Regions from separate parts of the Homo sapiens genome. Here region 2 is linked to region 1. Evidence: chromatin loops called from intact Hi-C (ENCODE). Cell type or tissue: B cell. All regions are shown on one strand. Links, peaks and the distances in the headings refer to the core of each region. The heading gives the core; the rest is flanking DNA. Region 1 holds the start of TTBK2 (tau tubulin kinase 2). Region 2 holds the start of PDIA3 (protein disulfide isomerase family A member 3).

Region 1 (5,373 bases), core at 215-5,214:
ATTCTTCAATATGTTATTTATTTCATGCTAGGAGAAAAGAAGCTGTGTTAAAAGGGGCTTTATGTCCTGTGTGGGGACTTTTTAATGTCTGAACTTTGGACATTGTATCTTTGAATATGCTGTAAGACTGATCCTAGAGTCTGTCTGATTCCTTTAGACTTATCCAGGGACACATCCTTAGACTTGAGTTATTCCTCTCTCTTATTTTCCCAAGTCTTACTGTATTCGTTATCTCTTGCTGCATGACCAATTATCCCAAAAATTAATGCTTAAAGCAATAGTAAATATTTACTATATCACATAGTTTCTGTGATATAGTAACACATTTTAGAAGTGGCTTAGCTGGGTAGTTCTGGCTTGGAGTGTCTCACAAGGTGGTGGTTAAGAAGCCAGCTGGGCTTTCAGTCATCTGAAGGCTTGACTGGGGCTGGAGGATTCATTTCTAAGAATGGCTCACTAACATAGACGGCAAACTGGTGCTGATTATTGATGTGATGCTTCAGTTCCTTGCCAGGGGAACACTGCATGGAACTGCTAGAGTATCTTCAGGAGAAGACAACTGGCTTCTCCCTAAATAAGTGATCCAAGAACACATAAGGCAGAAGCTACAATGTCTGTTATAACCTGGCCTTGATATTCCCACACCATAATTTCTGGAAAATCCTATTGGTTACACAGGTCAGTCCAATTCAGTATGGAAAGGAATAAATAAGAATGAGAGTAAGTGAGGTAGGGATCATTGGGGGCCATCTGGAAGTCTGGCTACCACATTTATGTATTAGAGACAGAGTCTTGCGTTGTCACCCAGGCTGGAGTGCAGTGATGCAATCATAGCTCACTGCAGCCTCGACCTCCTGGGCTCAAGCAATCCTCCCACCTCAGCCTCCTGGGTAGCTGGGACTACAGGGGCCAGCTAATTAAAAATATATATTTTTTGTAGAGACAGAGTCTCACTATGTTGCTAGGGCTGGTCTCCAACTCCAGGGCTCAACAGATCCTCCTGCCTTGGCCTCCCAAAGTGCTGGGATTACAAGTGTGAGCCACTATGCTCAGTTTATTTCTTAAAAGAGATACATGCATATATATTTGAGTTTTATATATATACTTGAGATCTATCTATATCTATAACTCAAAGGGGATTCCTAAACTCCAGTACCAGCTCTTGAATAACATATTACATTGACATTTAGCCTGACTGAAAGAGTATCTCTGGGGACAGCTCAATAATTCTAAAATGGAAAAGACTGGAGAAAAGGGGAGGCTTTTATTGCTAAGCCTAATTTCAATGAATCTGGACATTTTTTCCCTAGAAACTTTTTTTTTTTCTTTTTTAAAGACAGGGTATCTCTGTTGCCCAGACTGGAGTGCAGTGATGCGATAATAGCTCACTGCAGCCTTGACATCCAGGGCTCAAGCAATCCTCCTGCCTCAGCCTCCCAAGTGGCTGGGACTACAGGTGCATGCCACCACACCTGGCTAATTTTTGTATTTTTAGTAGAGACAGGGCTGGCTAACTAAAAATTTTTTGTGTGTAGAGACAAGGTCTTGTTATGTTGCCCAGGCTGGTCTTGAACTCCTGGGCTCAACCGATCCTCCTGCCTCAGCCTCCCGAATAGCTGAGACTACAGGGGCATGCCACCATGCCCGGCTAATTAAAAAAAATTTTAAATCCATGCTTCCGTGATCATTTTGTGTGTGTGTGTGTGTGTGTGCAGAAGGAGTCTCCTTATGTCTCCTTACATTGCCCAGTTTGGTCTTGAACTCCTGGACTGAAGTGATCCTCCCACATCAGCCTCTCAAAGTGCTGGGATTGCAGGCATTAGCCACTGTGCCTGGCCCCTATAAACTTCTTTAATTTTAAAGAAAAATATTTACAGAAACCCTAATGTTTTCTTATTCAAATTATGTGATTGGTCAATACTCTGAAATGAATGAAGTACTCTATTAGACATAGTAATAGAAAAAGTAACGTGTGGTTTTAATCAGTAGAAATAAAAAACAATTTGGCAACATCTTTATGTTTGCATAGAACAAGATGAGCTGCATCATCACTTGCCTTTAATGTACATTTTGTCCTGCTTTCAATCCAAGGATCTGGACATGACAGAGAGTAGAGATGCCTGCTGTTTTTAAAAAGAATGGCAAGAGGCTGTGGCACTTCCTGAGCAAGAAGAAACAGATTCTATAGGAACAGTTCCAAGATTGAATATAGGATTAGTCATTTACCTTTCTATATTCTTAATCAGCTTTAATGACAATGTCACTTGAGTGAAGAAAAGGATTTAAAGTAAAAATGAAGTTCATAATTCATTACATTCTTTCCATTCATGGCAGAACCCTGGGGATCATTGTGATTCTTAAGTAGAAAGGACATTAGATGTGGGGCGTATGAGAGACCTGAGTTTTGGTTTTGCCACTGATTAGTTTATAGCCTTAGGAAAGCTGTTTAGCGTTTTTCATGTGTTTTCTCTACTGTACACTGGTGGGCAAAGATGGGAGAGGTGCTTAATCTTAAGGTTTTCCTTCGCCAAAGCGACTGACACAACACTAAATAGAAACGCATCCTGCACAGCGTCCTTGCTCCGCCCTCCTCGCTTTTCTTTGAAAGTCTTTGAGCACCTCCCGCATACACTTGCTCAGCATCGCATACTGGTGTGCACCGGGGCTGGCCATTGAGTCTTTAGCTGGTGGTGTTTCACAAAGGGAATGAAATCTTGTTCTTGGGTTGTGAAACCGTAAGGACACTCCGGTCTCCAAGTTGACATTCGTTTATGGAAGTGCCCATCTCCTTTCCTCGTCACACCTAAGGCCCTTCCCCAGTCCCCCAAAGATGATTAGCTTCACGTTAGGCGGTTCTGGGGACGGCGCCAATTTGCGGGATGCTGTCAGCGCTGATGCTGAGGAAGAGGATGGATCCTTAAGGCTTGCAGGGCCTCACGATTTGGGCCCTTCATCGCGACTGCCTCAGTGTGTAATTTCGTATCGTGACAAAGCATTTCCGATTTTATTCCGAAAAGCCCAACCATGGGGTCCCAACCATCCCTCTATAACCAATTTAACTGTCACGCTAGGAGAACACCTATGTGCGCAAACTACTTGTCTCGGAAGCCCTACTTCTCTCCTCGGGACAGGCGGGGAGTTGCGGCTATGGCTGGAACTACGAGGCCCAGAATTCCTAGGCGCATGCGCGCTGCCATTGTGATGCTCCTTTCCCGGTAACTCGCCCTCTCAGGCAAACCTGAAGATAGCGGCAATTCTCCGGTGGGGGGCGGAGACGGTTTCTGCCCGACTCTCCGCCCCCTTCGTGATAGGCAATGGGACTAGCCAACCGACGCTGCGAGTTCGGAACGCACTCTCCAATCAGCACCTGTAGCGGAGAGGTGGGCGTGCGCGCTGGCAGGGCAGGTGGGCTAGGCTGTGTCGGGTTACGAGGGGGGAGAATAACGTCGGGTCGGGTCAGCGGGCTCTGCAGTAGTCGCCGCAGCGGCGATGGGAGCGGTGGGGACGAGGCGGCGGCGGCGGCAGGAGGGGGAGCAGGTGCTGGCACAAGAGCAGCGGCTTGGGGGAGCCGGCAGCAGCAGTAACAGCAGCAGCAGCCGCCGCCGCCGCCGCCAGTAAACGCGGACGGTACCCCAGGGGACTACCCAGCCGGCCGGCCCTGGAAGCCGCGCTCGGGTCCCGCCGCAGTCGGCGGTGGGGGATGGGCAGGCAGTGGCGGTCCCGCCTGCCGAGGGTTAACCCCCGCCGGTCCCGGTCCTGAGCTGGACCAGAGCCCTCCTCCAGAAACCCCTGCGTCCGCCACGGCCCAGGTAGGACACACCCCCCGACCCCCCAGGGCGCCGCCCTCCCCCAGTCTCGACCCCCTCCTCCGGCCGCACCCCTCGCCGAGTGACCGAGCCTGCTGAGGAGGGGAGGGGTACCGGGGACTTTCAGTTCGCTGCAAGCCCGGGGCTCGTGCCAGACCCCGTCACTCTCCATCTCGGAGATCGTTCTGGTTCTGCCCGATTTCCCCGAAGGCTGCCGCCTCGTTTTGCCCCAGGCTTTGGGTGTCTTCACTGAACTTGGAGGGTCACGAAGCTTCGTTCTGCGTCTCTCTCTGTGGGTGACCCACATATCACTTGTACCCATGCCACTTCTGGTACCAGCACCGAACACGAAGGATTCCTAGGAAATCTGAGCGCTTATTTCCCACCCCGCCTCCCCAACTATCATGGAAAGGAACATGGGACTACTGAATCTGTTTGCTGTGTTGTAACGACAGTGAAGGCCGCGACTTTCTTGTACTTAGGGTGCTGAAGTAATGATCTGAGGGATTTGCTCGTCATTTGCTGTGGCAGAGATGATGTTGACACCCTGGGATGCTGTGGGAGGGACAAAAGACTCACGTATATGTTCTGTCAAATCGGAGAAGTAAATAATCCATTGGGATGCCAGGATACTTTATTCTACAGCGAAGTTAATTTTGTATCCGTCGAGGCTACAGTAGAGGTAAAAATGACATTGAGTTGTACTTTGCTTTGAATTAAAGTTGATGGGTAGCAGCAATCCTGGTATTAACTCTTCTCTCTCATCGCTTTAGAAATTATTCTTTCTTTGAACATTAAAGAGGACAGTTTTATTATACACTTCTAATAATGTGAAGATGTTTTGTAATTCAGTAGAAATTGAGTTTCTGTGTGTGTAGGAGGGTCATGTTATGAATGGGCACATGTAGACACACACGCAGAGGGAGGATCCACTCAGTGTGTTTTGTTAACAATGTTTGGTTCTGAGCCATTGATAATAGTTGCATTGGTATCTAAACCCTGATTTGCCACAGTATAACACAAAGATGTGTTGGCTGTGTACCTTTGGCTAAATGGAATAGAATAAAGTTCATTTGGGGATAGAAGGGGGAAATGATTTTAACTTATCAAGGGAATTGAATGCTATGTATTGCTTGCTTTATTTCCTTTTTTTTTTTAAATAAAGAAGCAGTAATGATGACAAATATAGCTTAATATGATTAATCTTGAGGCATTTGTCTGAAGTCAAAAAATGTTTCAAATAATGTGTGTGTTATATTGTGATCTATGCAAATTGAAAACATTGAAGGAAATCTTTGATTTAGAAGCTTATGTTTTCCTGTATGATAACATTTTATCAAGACACCGAAGGGGACATATGAAGCATGGTTTTAAAGGAAAGTTTCTCTTAACATTTTTCTTTTATGATAGAATGTTAGGAAATGCTTTCTTCCCTCTTCCAGTTTTAGACACAGAAGAAATTAAAGTCCATAACTTCATTAATTTAATATATAATATCAAGTTGATGCAAATTTGTACATTGGTTAGGGGGCTGAGAATAATATATCTTGCTCATTATCTTGTACTA
Region 2 (5,373 bases), core at 201-5,200, 820 kb before region 1:
CAATTCTTGGGACAGTCAGTGCCTGATGGGATATGTAGTTTTTAGGGTAGCACGTGTAACAATTTAAAGTAGGAAACACCCCCTTCAATTCAAATAAAAAATTCTGGTTTTTTTTTTTGAGACAGAGTTTCGCTCTTGTTGCCCAGGCTGGAGTGCAATGGCAGGATCGTGGCTCACTGCAGCCTCTGCTTCCTGGGTTCAAGCTATTCTCCTGCCTCAGCTTCCTGAGTAGCTGGGATTACAGGCATGTGCCACTATGCCCGGCTAATTTCGTATTTTTAGTAGAGACGGGGGTTTCTCCATGATGGTCAGACTGGTCTTGAACTCCCGACCTCAGGTGATCCGCCTGCCTCGGCCTCCCAAAGTGCTGGGATTACAGGCGGGAGCCACCATGCCCAGCCCCAAAATTCCTTTTTTAAACTAATATTCTAGTGGCCCACTATTCTCCAACAATTCCTACTTTAAATTGTTGCATGACCCCTGTAGTAAAAAGCATCACTCAGATCTGACAAACTTAGTGACACCCCCAGTTTTTACAAATTATTGACACCCCCTCAAAGCTAACAGCATGATTATATAATTGGGAAGAGTTGTTCCTAAGAGAGAACATGAGTTCCAGAGATGTATAAGAACTATCTATATGTGTAATCTGTACTGCCAGTTAGCCCCAGAAATGCCCTGGACACAAAATCTGTCCAAGCTGCAAACAAAATTTGCCATCTCTAGCACATCATTCTGATTCAGGTGGTCTTTACTACAGGACTTTTTTCGTGTAACCCTTAGCAAGTTGTTTGAGGCTAAGAAGGGAAGACCTGAGTCTGAAGCAAATAAAAGTTATACACAACTTTTACTGACATTTTTGAACACGGATAGTATTAAACCAAGGGTCACTGTGCCAGGAGGGGAAAAATTAAGTACTGTAATTATATATATTGAATTATATATAGAGAGCTATCCCCAGGATAAAGGAATCACTGTTTACTCTGGTAATGATCTGGAGGTTTAAAAACACACACACACACAAATAAAAAAAAAAAACAAACACTCAAGTTGACTGGGCCAGAAATCTTATTTGCTCTTCCTTCTCCCCAACAGTTTTTTATTTCGAGTTAGTTCTATCTAAGGAATTTACACCCTTGATCACTTAAGTCACCCTAAAGTGGAGTATGTAATCAATATTGGTTATTTTCTCATTGGAGTCTTTTTTGACATTTTAAAGAAATGCTATTTAAAACAGACAATATGGACAGATTCTGATGGAATTATTCTTGTTCACGTACTCCTTTCGTTTGGACAGAGGTATCTGCCGGTACTGAGATGTAAGTGATCAGCTGAAGGGAGAAACTGTACACCATGTGACGGACAAATTACCTGCCTCAAGAAAGCACTTACGACCATTCTGCAGCCACTCAGTGACCTTGGCTAGAAACCAATGGCTGTGCGGCGTGAGGTAAGATGAAAGGAAATACCCTAGGGATCCAGGACTTCTGCATTTGGTGAAACGTCCGCTTCCACTACAAGGCTTTGGGATGCCTAGTCTGTAGACTGGAGGAGCATTAATACTGACTCACGCAGAAAAGATATAGCTACATATTGGACTGGGGGAAGGGGTGGCAAAACCCTCTGCAAATAGGAAGTGCCACAAGAGCACCGAGATAAGGATGAGGCCCTGCGTGAGCGCAGCCTTCGGGTTTTCCTTGGGCCGATCAGCACCGACTCCCCCGCTCTCGGCGAGGCGCCTCCAGCTCCCGGGAATGAGAAATGTGCCCGCCGCAGCAGGGGCCCACAGGAATGAAGGGCCCCGGCGCTGCGTAGGCCCAACAGTTCCCCGCGCTCTCGCCCCCGGCCCAGCCCCGCCTTTCTTCCCCCGCCTCGGCAGAATGGACTCACCAGGGGGCGAAGAACTCGACGAGCATGAGGCCCGCAGAGCCCGTGTCGGAGATGCGACTCTCGAAGTTGTCGTCCGTGAGTTCTAGCACGTCGGAGGCAGCGGCGAGGCGGGCCGCGGCAAGAAGCAGCGCCACACCCGGGAACAGCGCTAGGCGGCGGAGGCGCATGGCGGCGAGGTGGGGTGGGGACGGCCGGAAGGGTCGCGGCTCGGCTGGGACTGCGGAGGTCGGGCGCGCGACCACTAACCCGCTGCTTGCGCTCGCGCGTCTGGCCCAGGCGGACCTGCAGCCGGAGGTCCCAACCCCCAAACCCGGCTTGGGCCGCTGTGTGGCAGCCGCTGATTGGCTGCGCGTCGCCTTCGTCGGGCGGGCGGGACCAACTCGTTACCGCCGAGTGGCCGGAGCGCGGGGCGGGGCCGAGGCGGCGAGTGTCTGGGCGAGCGTGGCTGGGCCCGGTCCTGGGCTGGGGGCAGGGGCTAGGGCCGGGTCCCGGGGTGAGCCGAAACCTGGGGGTCGGGCGGGGCGGGAAATGGGGCGCAGTGAGGCTGGGAGCCGGCCCTGAGCTCGTCCTGCGTAGGGGTAGCCGGGCTCAGGGGGCGCCTGAGCTGGAGGTGGAAGCGTGAAGTCAGGACTGAGTGGGCGAAGAGAACCTGGGCTGAGGTGAGGCCCAGAAGCGAGAATGGAGGAGAGAAGGAGCTAGCCCCCGAAGGAGTGTTGGAGTGGACACACTTGGGACGGGACCCATTTTCAAAATGTCAGGCTTTGGCATTTTGTCCAATTTCTCTTCACTTGGTTTCTCTTGCGTGGGCAGGCCAAGCCCTCCCCCAACTCCACCTCATTGCCCGATTCTCTCAGGCCCAGGTGGGACCCAGGTTCTTCTTTGTCCAGCCCCGGGCCCCTGCCCTTGTGGCTGCTCCTTTTTTATTGAGTTTCTTGTTTTGTTTTGTTTTGTTTTGTCTGAGATGCCGTCTTGCTCTGTCCCCCACGCTGGAGTGCAGTGGCGCGATCTCCGCTCACTGCAAGCTCTGCCTCCCGGGTTCACGCCATTCTCCTGCCTCAGCTTCCCGAGTAGCTGGGCCTACAGGCGCCCGCCACCACGCCCGGCTAATTTTTTGTATTTTTAGTAGAGACCGGGTTTCACCGTGTTAGCCAGGATGGTCTCTATCTCCTGACCTCGTGATCCGCTCGCCTCGGCATTCCAAAGTGCTGGAATTACAGGCGTGAGCCACCACGCCCGGACTTTTTTTTTTTTTTTTTTTTTTTTTAATGAGCTTTTAATTGGTAGTGCCGTCACAAAGTGAAGATGCCTGGCCACTTGGTCGACTGCTCAATGTCTTTACCACTCTTAGCCCCTTTTGTTTCAAAAAACCCTGAGTCTTAGTAGAATGTTTGTTCTGCCCAACTGCTCCTAGTTCGTAGATGTGGGTACATTAAGGAATCTTAAGGGCAAAGAGGGTGGGGAGGAGGGGACAGAAAACCTGTAATCCTTGGTGCAGCTCCAAGAATGAAATGACACTTGATGCTTACATTTTCTTAGCAGACATGGCCGCTTACCAACAAGAAGGGCAGATGCAGCTTCCCCGAGCTGATGCCATTCGTTCACGTCTCATCGATACTTTCTCTCTCATCGAGCATTTGCAAGGCTTGAGCCAAGCTGTGCTGCGACACACTATCAGGAGTTACTTGGTCAGCAGCCTATTTCTTCACTAATTTAAATTTAAGACTCCTATCCACATCCTCTACATTTAAGAGTGGAAAATTCTGGGGAGGCCGGTTTAGTTGCTGGTTTACCAAACTTGATAAATCAAGGGCTTGTAAATAAAACTAAGGAGATAGAATCCACGTCTTTCACTTTTAGGCCTAGGATAGCCACTAGCCGTGGATGATACGGAACAGTTTCTGTCAAAGACTCTTAAAACTTTGAGAGTGAACCTGCTGCTTTTGTGGGCATGGACAGTGTTGGTCATAAGCAATACATTTGCTCTCACTCCAAACAGAATTCTTAGTTGCTGTGAGAAGAGAAGGACCAGCAGTAAGCCATTAGGGGGACCCATTATCTGAACAGTATCCCTGCCCCCAACCCTACCTGGTCTATTTTGTTTGTATTTATCCACTACCCCTTTTCAATTTTTGTTGTAGATCCTTCCCGCCAGAAGAAACTTATGTTGGGAGATCAACACCAGCTAGTGGGCGTCTCTATAAAGCCTCAACGTATAGAACAGATTTCACATGCCCAGAGGCTGTTGAGCAGGCTTCATGTGCGCTGCAGTCAGAGGCCACCTCTTTCTTTGTGGGCCGGATGGGTCCTTGAGTGTATCCTTTCATGTCACTCATTTTTATCCTGGCTGTTGATCATCTGCCTAATGACTTATTTTTTGCTTCCCAAACTCCATTGTCTCATTCTCACTGCTTATGTTATTGCTCTTATTATTTCAGCTGCATAAATCAGAAAGAACTCCACTCTGTATGTTTCCTTAAGAGACAACAGGTCCTCTCTTCAAAAACTTCATCATCTTCCTGATCTTTTTGAATACGATCGTACTGATGGTTGAAATACGTGAGAACTGACATTGTATGAAAGAGGAAGTGAGGCCAGGCGCGGCGGCTCACACGTGTAATCCTAGCACTGTGGGAGGCCGAGGCAGGCGGATTGCCAAAGCTCAGGAGTTCAAGACCAGCCTGGGCAACATGGTGAAACCCTGTTTCTACTAAAAAATACAAAAAATTAGCTGGGCGTGGTGGCATGGCCTGTAGTCCCAGCTACTCGGGAGGCTGAGGCAGGAGAATCGCTTGAACCCAGGAGGCGTAGGTTTCAGTGAGCTGAGATTGTGCCACTGCATTTCAGCCTGGGCGACAGAGTACAACTCTGTCTCAAAAAAAAAAAAAAAAGAAAAAGAAAAAGAGGAAGTGGGTAGGAGTAATTTTTTTTTTCTAAATTGATCATTTTACATTTTTGAATGTCATTTGAAATGTGACATTTATATTAAGGACAATTAAGCCTCCTGGAGTAGAATTTATGCAACTGCTAAAATCTAGAAATATTCGCTGGGCACGGTAGCTCACACCTGTAATCTCAGCACTTTGGGAGGCCGAGGTGGTTGAATCACTTGAGGTCAGGAATTCAAGACCAGCCTAGCCAACATGGCGAAATCCCATCTCTACTAAAAATACAAAAAATTAGCTGGGCGTGGTGGCGGACACCTGTAATCCCAGCTACTCAGGAGGCTGTGGCAGAATAACACTTGATCCTGGGAGGCGGAGGTTGCAGTAAGCCGAAATCACGCCACTGCACCTGATCTCAAAAAAAAAAAAAAGAAATATTAATATTTGGAGGGCTCTCAAGCGTATACTAGATACAGAGCATCTAGACACATAAAACTAGGTGTAATATGTAGCAATGTAACAAATCCACAAGGAATTGAACTTGGGAAGACCAGTTTTATTTCTGTTGTCAGTTTAGGCTGACAATTGTTTGCATTAACCT

Evidence for each region. A loop is a pair of places that touch in the nucleus more often than their neighbours do. Peaks named below come from ENCODE experiments on the same cell type or tissue, not always from the same donor. Only the 100,000 strongest peaks of a DNase experiment are listed, where the experiment ranks them.
Region 2: it touches region 1 in a loop (19-fold over the local background); 3 of 110 quality-filtered maps call a loop at or near these places.

Annotation. Positions count from the first base shown.
Region 1 is chr15:42,918,874-42,924,246 of GRCh38, reverse strand. TTBK2 (tau tubulin kinase 2) reads left to right here and starts at 3,469. Exons shown (of 15, transcript NM_173500.4): 1 at 3,469-3,809. RefSeq lists enhancers at 2,848-2,947, 3,150-3,650, 3,651-4,151 and a silencer at 3,468-3,877. In B cell, for the core only: a CTCF peak has its summit at 3,258 (motif pointing right); a DNase peak (open chromatin) is centred at 3,276; H3K4me3 peaks cover 2,305 bases; H3K27ac peaks cover 1,142 bases.
Region 2 is chr15:43,743,224-43,748,596 of GRCh38, reverse strand. It overlaps PDIA3 (protein disulfide isomerase family A member 3), which reads right to left and starts at 2,159. Exons shown (of 13, transcript NM_005313.5): 1 at 1,891-2,159. The coding sequence starts at 2,057. It also overlaps the pseudogene CATSPER2P1. RefSeq lists enhancers at 1,534-1,583, 1,594-1,643 and a silencer at 2,144-2,443. In B cell, for the core only: CTCF peaks have their summits at 1,930 (motif pointing right) and 2,130; DNase peaks (open chromatin) are centred at 1,596, 2,226, 4,486 and 4,760; H3K4me3 peaks cover 2,378 bases; H3K27ac peaks cover 2,705 bases.